2 separate regions of the Homo sapiens genome follow, and region 1 is linked to region 2. A link is an interaction called in ENCODE POLR2A ChIA-PET data of the cell type or tissue named here. Cell type or tissue: B cell. All regions are shown on one strand. Each heading gives the region's core, and the rest is flanking DNA. Links, peaks and the distances in the headings are about the cores only.

Region 1 (7,940 bases), core at 2,145-6,144, 160 kb after region 2:
AAGAGTCTCACTCTGTCACCCAGGCTGGAGTGCAGTGGCACGATCTCAGCTTACTGCAACTTCCTTCTCTCAGGTTCAAGTAATTCTCTTGCCTCAGCATCCTGAATAGCTGGGATTACAGGCATGCGCCACCATGCTAGAGACAGGGTTTTGCCATTTTGGTCAGGCTGGTCTCGAACTCCTGACCTCAGGTGATCCGCCCGCCTTGGCCTACCAAAGTAGTGGGATTACAGGTGTGAACCACTGTGCTCGGCCTACTATAATAAGTTTTTAATCATGAATTATGAGTCTTCCATGTTTGTTCTTTTATAAGATTGTTTTGCCTATTGAGGGCTGTTTGCTTTTTTTTTTTTAATTTTTTTTTGGGGGAGGGGGATGGAGTATTGCCCTGTTGCCCAGGCTGGATGCAATGGTGGAATCTTGGCTCACTGCAGCCTCCACTTCCCAGGTTCAAGCAATTGTCCTGCCTCAGCCTCCCCAGTACCTGGTATTACAGTTGCGTGCCTCCATGCCTGGCTAATTTTTGTATTTTTAGTAGAGACGGGGTTTTACCATGTTGGCCAGGCTGGTCTTGAACTCCTGACCTCAGGTGATCTGCCTGCCTCAGCCTCCCAAAGTGCTTGGATTACAGGCATGAGCCACCATGCCTGGCTACCTTTTGCTTTTTAAAGATGTTTAATTTGGCAATATTTTGGGTATACAAAAGAATATATGTGACATATATGTCATAAAGCATAAAATTAAATCAACACCAGTGAACCCTATACCCAACTGAAGAATTGGAACATAATCTGTATACAATAAGTACTATTTTTATGTTCCTCCCCTATTCCTATTTTTGCCACCCTCCAAGAGAAAACCGCTGTCCTGATTTTGTGTCTTATAAATTATTTATTATTTAAGCAAATTTTCCACATATCCCTAAATAATATATATTGTTTAACTTGGTTTCCTGTGATTTATTTTTATTTTAAAAATCTTTATTTATTTGTTTAATTTATTTGTTAGTTAATTTTTTTGAGACAGGGTCTCACTTTGTTGCCCAGGCTAGAGTGCAGTGGCACAATCATAGCTCACTGCAGCCTTGACCTTCCAGGCCAGGCTCAGGCGAACCTCCCACCTCAGCTTCCCAAGTAGCTTATGCTACGGGCATGCACCACCATTGCTGGCTAATTTTTTTTTCTTTTTTCTTTTTTTTTTTTTTTTTTTTTTAGAGACACAGTCTCGCTGTGTCGCCTGGGCTAAAGTGCAGTGGTGCGATATCAACTCACTGCAATCTCCACGTCCTTGGTTGAAGTGATTCTCATGCCTCAATCTCCTGAATAGCTGGGATTACAGGTGCACACCACCATGTCTGGCTAATTTTTGTATTTTTAATAGAGATGGGGTTTAACCATGTTGGCCAGGCTGGTCGTGAACTCCTGACCTCAAGTATTCCGCCTGCCTCGGCCTCCCAAAGTGCTGGGATTACAGGTGTGGGCCACCACACCTGGCCCTATTTGTAGTTTTTTTAAGGAACGTTCATACTGTTCTCCATAGTGGCTGTACTAGTTTACATCCCACCAACAGTGTATAAGAGTTTCCTTTTCTCCAAATCCTCACTAGTATTTGTTATTTTTTGTCTTTATGATAAGCATCCTAAACTGCGGTGAAGTGGTACCTCATTGTGGTCTTAATTTGCCCTTCCCTATGATTAGTGATTTTTTGTTTGTTTGTTTTTTGAGACAGAATCCCGCTCCATTGCCCATGCTGGAGTGCAGTGGCGTGATGTCAGCTCACTGCAACCTCTGCCTCCCGGGTTCAAGCAATTCTCCTGTCTCAGCCTCCTGAGTTGCTGGGACTACAGGCGCACACCACCATGCTGGCTAATTTTTTTTGTATTTTTAGTAGAGACGAGGTTTCACCATATTGCTCAGGCTGGTCTCGAACTCCTGACCTCAAGTGATCCACCTGCAGTTGGCCTCCCAAAATGCTGGGATTACAGGCATGAGCCACCGTGCCTGGCTGATTAGTGATGTTTAGTGAACATTTTAAAATATATATTTGTTGGCCATTAGTATGTCTTTTGAGAAATGTCGATTCAAATCATTTGCCCATTTAAAAAATTAGATTGAGTTTTTTTGCAGTTGAGATGTTTGAGTTCCTTGTATTAATATATTCTGTCTTTGAAGAATAGTTTGAAGATATGTTCTGCCATATTTTCATTCTGTTGATTGTTTCCTATGCTGTGCAGGATCATTTTAGTTTGATATAATCCCATTTGTTTATTTCCTTTTGTTGTCTCTGCTTTTGAAGTCTTACTCATCTTTTCCAAGACCAGTGTCTTTAAGCATTTCCCCTATGTTTTCTTCTAGTAGTTTATAGTCCCAGGCCTTCATTTAGGTCTTTAATTCATTTTAAGTTATAGACCAGGTGCAGTGGCTCACGCCTATAATCCCAGCTCTTCGAGAGGCCAAGGCGGGCGGATCACTTGAGGGCAGGAGTTCAAGACCAGCCTGGCCAACATGGTGAAACCCATCTTTACTAAAAATAGAAAAAATTAGCTGGGTGTGGCATGCTTGTAATCCCAGCTACTCAGGAGGCTGAGGCATGAGAATCACTTGAACCCAGGAGGCAGAGGTTGTAGTGAGTCGAGATGGTGCCACTGCACTCCAGCCTGGGCAACAGAGTGAGACTCTGTCTCAAAAAAAAAAAAAAAAAAAAAGATTTCATTTTGAGTTGATTTTTGTGTACAGTGACAGGTGTGGGGTCTACTTCTGCTTATGGATATGCTGTTTTCCCAGCACCATTTATTGAAGAGATTGTCCTTTTCCAGATGAATGTTCTCGTCACCTTTGTCAAAAATCAGCTGGCTATAGATATGTGGATTAATTTCTAGGTTCTATTCTGTTCCATTGGCCTATGTGTCTTTTTGTAATGCCAGTATTATGCTATTTTGATTACTGTAGCATTGCAGTATATTTTTAAGTCTGGCAGTGTGATGCCCCCTTCAGCTGTGTTCTTTCTGTTCAGGATTACTTTGGCTATTCAGAGTCTCTGCGAATTTTAGGATCTTTTTTCTATTTTTGTGAAGAATCTCATTGTTATCTTGTTAAGATTGCATTGAGTCTGTAGACTGCTTTGGGAGGTACTCAGCTTTTATTTCTAAGATTCATTGTGGTCTGTGCATTTTATTTTATTTTCTTTTAAGATGGAGTTTTGCTCTTATTGCCCAGGCTGGAGTGTAATGGTGCGATCTTGACTCACTGCAACCTCCAGGTTCAAGCGATTCTCCTGCCTCCCTCCCTCCCCACACACCACCTCTTCCTCCCACCACACCTGGCTAATTTTTTTTTTTTTTTTTGTATTTTTAGTAGAGACCGGGTTTCACCATGTTGGCCAGGATGGTCTTGAACTCCTGACCTCAGGTGATTGCCCACTTTGGCCTCCCAAAGTGCTGGGATTACAGGCATGAGCCACTGCACCCGGCTGGCCCGTCTGTGCATTTTCACTGCTGTGTACAATTCCACTTATCCACCCTCCTCTTGGTGGAAAGTTACTTTGTTTCTAGTTTTTTGCTGTTATGAACAATCCATTTATATTTCTATCCCTTCTCTTTCAGAACTTTGTCATTTCTGTTTTCCTGAGCCCATATATCAGATGTCACAGTGCCTGCAGGGATAGAAAGAGATCAGATGAGTCAGTAAGACTGAGTGTGAACAATAGAGAGTGGTGGGGCCTGGTGAATTGGAGAATGTGACCAATCTAAGCCCAAGCTGGTTGTTACTGTGTGGGAATACAGGCCCACGTGGCAACAATCAGCTTTCCAGAGCGTCTGATTCTTTTTCAAAAGCAACTGGAAATCTCACTTTTTAAAATGCAAGATGTTCCACTACTCAAATAGTAATGTTTAATTTTAAATGATTTGTTAAAATGCCACGTGTCCTTCCTGTAGGAGATAGCTAAAAAAAATTAAAAGAAATAAATAATAAAAATGCTGCATGAGCCAAACAATACAGGTTTGCAAGTATAGTCCTTCAACCTCCACTTTGCTATCTCTGCCTTGCCCATTGTTGAGTTCAGTGAACTCTTTGCTTTGCTTCTGTGAAGGGCAGCCACCTCCTTTCATTTGCTTCTCTGAAGGGCAGCCACCTTCTTTCTTTTTAACACCCCGTTACCTCTGTTTTGAATCTGACTTCTCTTCCTCAGCACTACTCCTTGTGAAATAGGAAACCAAGATTTGAGTCCATCTTCCTAAATTTCTCTGACCACCTGTGATACAATTTACTTCCTTTGCATGTGTTTGCTTCTTTAGTTAGTGTATAGTTTAGGCTGACAAACAGACTTATGTGGATGTTCTTTATTTCCAGATTAAGCTTGTTGTACTTATTTAAAACACAATAAAACAACCACCATCACCAAATACCCAGGACTTTTGGAATTCTGTTTTCCTCCAAAAGAAAAGGAAGCCATTTTCTCTGATTGTAGGTGGAAACATGAAACTGAAAACAATAATTGAAGTAAATTAAGACTCTTAGATGGAGGAAGTTCATGCTAGAAATAGATAATCTCTTTAAGCTTGAAGAGTACATCTTTTGAAAACCAAAGTGGCTGGGCACGGTGGCTCATGCCTATAATCCCAGCACTTTGCGAGACCAAGGCAGGCGGAGGCGGGCAGATTACCTGAGGTCAGGAGTTTGAGAGCAGCCTGGCCATCATGGTGAAACCCCATCTCTACTAAAAATACAAAAATTAGCCTAGTGTGATGGCATGCGCCTGTAATCCCAGCTACTCAGGAGGCTGAGGCAAGAGAATCACTTGAACCTGGGAGGCAGAGGTTGTAGTGAGTTGAGATCACACCACTGTGCCCCAGCCTGAGCAACAGAGTAAGACTCCATCTCAAAAACTAAAAATAAAAAAGAAAACCAAAAGAACTGTAATACTTCATAATCAGCAGCAGATGTGGAAGTTCTTTTTTATGAGTACAAGTTTTGTAGACTATACGTATGCAGTTGAGTAAGTTTTTCCAGGTATGAGTCTGTTTCTTTTTTGGTATTCTTCAGAGTCAGGTGTTCAGGCTAGCGATAAATCTAAATTCACCTATATATCAGGAGTTCCCCACCTACCTCCCTAGCCTGACCTTCTGTCCTTGACCTCAGACCTTTATTTACAACTGCCTATTGATCATCCCGTAGCTATCTCAAATTCAACATTTCAAAATTTAATTGGTAATCCTCATAATTGCTTACCCTATTGTAAATTCTCTTTGTCTTACCTCCCAACAGCCGAACAGTCACCAAGTCATATAGATTCTCTTCCTTCTTTTCTTTTTAAACATTTTATTATGGAACTAAAACCAATCATCTTTATTGAGGTATAATTTGCATACAATAAATGTATCCATTTTGAGTGTGCAGTTTGACAAGTTTTGACTGATGGGTACATCTATGCAACCACTACTACAATCAAGATATAGAATACATTTCTATTACTCTAGTTTCCTTGTGCCCCTTTGCAGTCAATCCTCTACCCTTGTACCCTTGCCTCAGGCAACCACCAATATAAAACTAATATAGATTAGTTTTGCATTTTCTGAAGTTTCATATAATTAGAATCACAAGCCCTTTTTAAAAATAATTTTTCATTGACATATAATAGATGTACATATTTTGGGGGCACATGATAATTTAATACATTTATAAAATTTATAAAGATAAGATTGGTTTTGGCTGGACGTGGTGGCCCACACCTGTAATCCCAGCACTTTCAGAGGCCAAGGTGGGAAGATCTCTTGAGCCCAGGATTTCAAAACCAGCCTGGGCAACATAGGGAGACCCCCATCTCTACAAATAAAAAAAATTAGCTGGGCTTGGTGGTGCACACCTGTGGTCCCAGCTGCTTGGGAAGCTGAGCAGGGAGGATCACTTGAGCCTGGGAGGTCGAGGCTGCAGTGAGCCGTGATGGCACCACTGCACTCCAGCCTGGGCGGCAGAGTGAGACCCTGTCCCCCAAAAAATGAAAAAATAAAAAATCAGTGTAATTGGGATACTCATCACCTTAAATATTTGTCTTTATGCTAGAAACAATCAAATTATTTCCTTCTAGAGTAGCCAAGGCAATCTTGAGCAAAAAGAACAAAGTTGTAGGTATCACGCTACCTGACTTCAAACTACTACAGGGCTACAGTAATCAAAACAGCGTGTTGCTGGTACAAGAACAGACACAGAACAATGGAACAGAATAGAAAACCCAGAAATAAGACCACACACCTACAACTATCTCATCTTCATCAAACCTTCTAAAAACAAGCAATGAGGAAAGGATTCTCTATTCAATAAATGGTGCTTGGATAACTGGCTAGCCATATGGAGAAAATTGAAACTGGACCCCTTCCTTATACCATATAGAAAAATCAACTCAAGATGGATTAAAGACTTAAATATAAAACCCAAAACTGTAAAAATCCTGGAAGACAACCTAACCAGTACCATTCAGGACATAGGTACAGGCAAAGATTTCATGATGAAGATGCCAAAAGCAATTGCAACAAAGCGAAAGTTGACAAATGAGATCTGATTAAACTAAAGCGCTTCTGCACAGCAAAAGAAACTATTAACAGGGTAAACAGACATCCTACAGAATGGGAGAAAATTTTTGCAAACTATGCATCTGACAAAGGTCTAATATCCAGCATCTAAAGGAATTAAACAAATTTACAAGTAGAAAACAACCCCATTTAAAAAGTGGGCAAAGGACATGAACAGACACTTTTCAAAAGAAGAAATACAATAATCATGACAAAAAGCTCAACATCACTGATCATTAGAGAAGTGCAAATCAAAACCACGAGATACCGTCTCACACCAGTCAGAATAGCTGTTATTAAAAAGTCAGAAAATAACAGATGCTGGTGAGGTTGTGAAGAAAAAGGAACACTTACATACTGTTAGTGGGAGTGTAACCATTGTGGAAGACAGTGTGGTGATTCCTCAGAGACCTAAAGACAGAAATACCATTTGACCCAGCAATCCCATTACTGGATATATACCCAAAAGAATATAAATCATTCTATTATAAAGACATGTGCACACATATATTCATTGCAACACTGTTCACAATAGCAAAGACATGGAATCAACCTAAATGCTTATCAGTGATAGACTGGATAAAGAAAATGTGGTACAGGTACACCATGAAATACAATGCAGCCATAAAAAAGAATGAGATCATATTTTTTGCAGGGACATGGATGGAGCTGGAGGCTAAATGATGAGAACACATGGACACATAGAGGGGAACAACACACACTGGGGCCTATGGGAGCGGGGAGTTGGGAGGGTGCAGGAGGGAAAGGATCGGGAAAAATAATGGGTACTAGGCTTAATACCTGGGTGATGAAATAATGTGTACAACAAACCTCCATGACACAAGTTTACCTATGTAACAAACCTGCATATGTACCCCTGAACTTAAAAGTTTAAAAAAAATTATTTCCTTCTAGCTGTTTTGAAATACATAATAGATTACTGTAAACTGTAGTCACCCTACTGACCTATCAAATTCTAGGTCTTATTTCTTCTATCAAGCTGTATATTTGTGCCCATTAATTAACCCCTCTTCCTTCCTCCTACCTTTCTTGGCCTTTGGTAACCAACAGTCTACTCTCTGTCTTGAAATCTGCTTTTTTAGTGCCCACATATGAGTGAGAACGTGTGATATATGTCTTTCTGTGCTTGGCTTATTTCATTTAATATAGTAACCTCCAGTTCCATCCATGTTGCTGCAAATGACAGGATTTCGTTCTTTTTTATGACTGAATAATATTCCATTATGTATATATACTACATTTTCTTCACTTGATCTTAGCCAAAAGGCCAAGAAGTGATATATACCACATTTTCTTTATCCTTTCGCCCATTCATGGATATCTGGGTTAGAATCATATACTCTTTTATGTCAAG
Region 2 (4,000 bases), core at 1-4,000:
CAGAATATATAAAAAACGCTTGTAACTCAAAAAAGACAATCCAAAAGATGGGCAATGGATTTGCACAGACATGTCTTCTAAGATGCACAAGCTGCCAATGAGCATAGGAAATAAATAAGCCATCAAGAAACAGAAAGTTGCAATGAGACAGTACTTCACACCCTCCAGGAGGACTCCAATCAAAAAGATAACAGCAAATGTTGGCAGGATGCAGAGAACTGGAGCCAATACATTGCTGCTGGGAATGTAAAATGGCATGGCCACTTTGGAAAACAGCTTGGCAGTTCCTCAAAATGTTAAATATGGAGTTACCCCAAGATCCAGCAATTCCATTTCTAGGTATATACCCAAGAGAATTTAAAACCTATGTTCACATAAAAACTTGGACAAAGTTCAAAGTCATTATTCGTAATGAATAATTCAAAGGCATCATTCATAATAGCCAAAAAGTAGGAACAACCCAAATGCCCATCAGCTGATAAATGGAGAAACAAACTGTGGCATAGCCACACAATGGAACGCTATCCAGCCATGAAAAGGAATGAAGCAGTGACACATTACCAGATGGATGCACCTGCAAACATTAGGCTACGTAAAGGAAGCCAGACACGAAAGCCCACGTATTGTGCAACCGCATTTGGACGAAGCATCCAAATAAGCAAATCCAGAGAGACAGAAAGTGGATTAGTGGTTGCCAGGGACTGGGGAAAGGGGAGTTTGGGAAAGGGGGAATGACTGTTAATGGGTACAAGGTTTCTTTTAGGGGTGATTAAGATATTCTATAACTAGGTAGGTGTGATGGTTGCTTTTATGGTATGTTAATTATCTCATAAAGATGCTATATAAAAACCAAGATCTCAAGATGTGGAGGAGCTAGAACTTGCATATGCTGCTGTTAGGACTGTAAAATGGTGCAATCACCCTTGAAGATAGCTTAGCCACTTTGTTTCCTAACAAGTTAAATATATACTTAGCATATGACCTAGTAATCCCAGACATTTACCCATAAGAAATGAAAATCGATGTTCACACAAAATCCCGTACAAAATTGTTTACAGTAGCATGATTCACAATCACCCAAAGCTGGAAACAACGCAAGGCCCATCAACAGGTACATGCTGTGGTACATCCAGGTGACGGGACAGTACCCGGCAATAAGAAACAAGCTACTGCTACACACAGCAACGTGAATGGATCTCGAGTGAGATCCAGAAACCAGGCAAAAATAGAGGGTTATGTACTGCATCATTCCATTTATACAAGAGTCTGGGAGTTGTCAGCCAATCAGAACAGAAAGCAAATTAGCAGCTGCCTGGGGACTGGGGAGCAAGGGACAGACAAAGGGAGGACAAAGCAGCACAACGACATTTGGGGAGGTGTCAGATATGTTTACCGTCTTGACTCTGAGATGGCTTCATGGGTGCAAACAGGTGAAAGCATTTCAAACCCACTTTAGTAAACATGTGCAGCCCCCTGTGTTACACCTGTATTACCTGCAGGGCCTCCTGGTCGGGCGGGGCCTGCCCTGGCCTGCGGTACATGCTCAGCATCTCCTGCAGCACCTTCACATGGCTTCGCACTTCCTCCACCGCACTGACCCTCTTGGACACCTTCTCCGATTTTTCTTGTTCCTTTTGGGAAAAAGAGGAGGATGGGAGTGAGGGAGCAGAAACCCTGGCTGAAGCCTGAACAAGGGATGGGAAAGAGTCACTATTGAGAGAGCTCGCTCAGGGGCATCACCAGGATGTTAAGTGCATGGGAGAACTCACACAGTGGGTGAAAAAATACTCAAAAGCCCAGAGTTCCTGGGGAGGAAAATGCAGTTTGGGGACTGGTGACCATGACCTCTGCCTTTGTGCCACCAGCCTCAAGTCCTCTGAAAAGCAGATTCCTAAACCTGGACTTTGTCCATACCAATACCTGTTGCTGGGACCCAAGCTGGTGTCTAGGAAATGCTTTGAGCAGCATGGATGAAAGCAGCTGAGAAGTACGGCAGCGGGATTTCTGGTTCCAATCACCACCTTGCTGCCCTTGAGGGAGACTATGGCTGTTCCCCAGAGTTCAGGGCTAGGAGCCACTCTTTCTCCCAGGCAACCGTTCCTCTACCCCTCAAGCATAGGCTCATATGCACTGTCCTTCAGCCTCTGTCAAATGCTACTTCTACTGAACCAACTGGAAGAATGCCCACCTCCTTGACCAAATTCTTGATTAACCGGTTTGCAGCCTGAAGGTCCTCGGGGTGGTTGCTCTTTAGAAGCCTTGTCAGAAGCTGCAGAGAGTGAACAGGAAGAGTAGGTGAGACCACAACTCCCTCAGGCCTAGAGCAGAAGCAGCAGCAACAGAAGAGTTAACACTAACAACAGTGCACACATTTTACATGCACCATCTCACCAAATGGTCCAAGGACACTACGATGCAGGCACTCTGACTATCCCAATACACCACTGGTTTTCTTTTCTGTTGTTTTTTTTTTTTTTTTGAGACGGGGTCTTGCTCTGTTGCCAGGCTGGAGTGCAGTGGCGCAATCTCGACTCACTGCAACCTCTGCCTCCCGGGTTCAAGCAATTCTCCTGCCCCAGCCTCCCAAGTAGCTGGGACTATAGGCGCGTGCCACCATGCCCAGCTAATTTTTGTGTTTTTAGTAGAGACAGGGTTTCACCATGTTGGCCAGGATGGTCTCAATCTCTTGACCTCGTGATCCACCCACCTCGGCCTCCCAAAATGCTGGGATTACAGGCGTAAGCCAGCGTGCCTGGCCTGCCACTGGTTTTCAGTGGGGTAGGGGGATGTGGGGGTTACTTCTCCCAGGGGATGTCTGGCTAAGTCTGGAGAAATTTGGTTGTCACAACTAGAGAGGGGGTGCTACTGGCAGCTCGTGGGTAGAGTGAGGAATGCTGTGAACATCCTACAGTGCACAGGACAGTCCCCAACAACAGAGAATTCTCTGGCCCAAAAGGGGACTAGGTCTGCAGTTGCCCTGGACCATGTGCTTTATGACACAACAGACCCTGGTGATCTTGTTCATCCCTTCATTTCCAGCGCCCAGCAGGATGCCTGGCACAGAGAAGTCACTCAATCTTTGTGGGACGGATGGCAGGAAAAGTGGGGATAATGAGGGCTGGTGACACAGGATTGTTTCTCAGAAGTCACACCATACCTCCTTCCTAGCTCCTCCCACCCTCTGCAAACCTAAGGCACCAAGCAGGAGGAAAGCGGAGAAAGGTGGCCTGGAACCTAGACTAGCCTTGCTCATTCTAACAACAGGGACCTGATGGCCACAGAGTATCTAGGCCCAAGGAGTGGGTACAGGGAGAGGGTGCAGTTGACAGGCAGAGCATACCACGCAGAAACGAGTACGCAGCGTGTAGCCTTCCAACACTCCATGAACTAGACCTTGTGACTGACCAAGAACAGTCATGACCAAAAGCACCGCCAGCACTAGGCCAAAGGGCTCCCCACTCACAGGCACCACAGTTATCCCTGGGTCTTGGCCACCTTCTTCTTCTTGTCCCTCTAGATACTGATGTCCAAGGAATAACGGTTTGGGGAGTTCATGGTGGATGGAAAATGGATAGGGCCGGGCTCACTGGCACTGAGAAAGAGCTGAAGCAACACACAGCAGCAAGTTCTTCCACTGTCCCCACCCCAACACCACACCCACACAGGACATGACCCATCCATCACCCACACTCCCCACGGGCTATCCTTCTGCACCTTCTTTCCCCCAGGAAGGCTGTGCACAAAAGGGAGAGGGCACAAAGTACCCTTGAAGGAGGAGCAGGAATTATGTCCTGGGCCCAGATCTACACTGGGGTAAGGCAGGATCACAAACAGATCCTACCAAGACCCAGGATGCAGTGTCTGCCTAAGAACCAGGCTGAATCAAAACAGACTGGCCCTTATTAGTTGACTTATCCATGAAGAACGCACCCAAACCTTCTGCTACCTCACTCCTAAGGGCCTGTCTGGAGAGGAGAACCCATGTAACCTGCCCCCCTCC

Evidence for each region. ChIA-PET counts read pairs that join two places held together with the same protein. Peaks named below come from ENCODE experiments on the same cell type or tissue, not always from the same donor. Only the 100,000 strongest peaks of a DNase experiment are listed, where the experiment ranks them.
Region 1: POLR2A ChIA-PET joins it to region 2 with 6 read pairs; 2 of 35 experiments call an interaction of 5 or more read pairs at or near these places.

Annotation. Positions count from the first base shown.
Region 1 is chr16:23,647,155-23,655,094 of GRCh38, forward strand. All of the region lies in intron 2 of DCTN5 (dynactin subunit 5), which reads left to right. Among named protein-coding and RNA genes, the nearest start is that of DCTN5, 9.7 kb to the left of the region's middle. RefSeq lists an enhancer at 4,882-5,031. In B cell, for the core only: no CTCF peak of the experiment used is centred there; no DNase peak of the experiment used is centred there; H3K27ac peaks cover 1,537 bases.
Region 2 is chr16:23,484,522-23,488,521 of GRCh38, forward strand. It overlaps GGA2 (golgi associated, gamma adaptin ear containing, ARF binding protein 2), which reads right to left. Exons shown (of 17, transcript NM_015044.4): 7 at 2,189-2,269; 8 at 1,494-1,631. Among named protein-coding and RNA genes, the nearest start is that of GGA2, 24 kb to the right of the region's middle. In B cell, for the core only: no CTCF peak of the experiment used is centred there; no DNase peak of the experiment used is centred there; H3K27ac peaks cover 260 bases.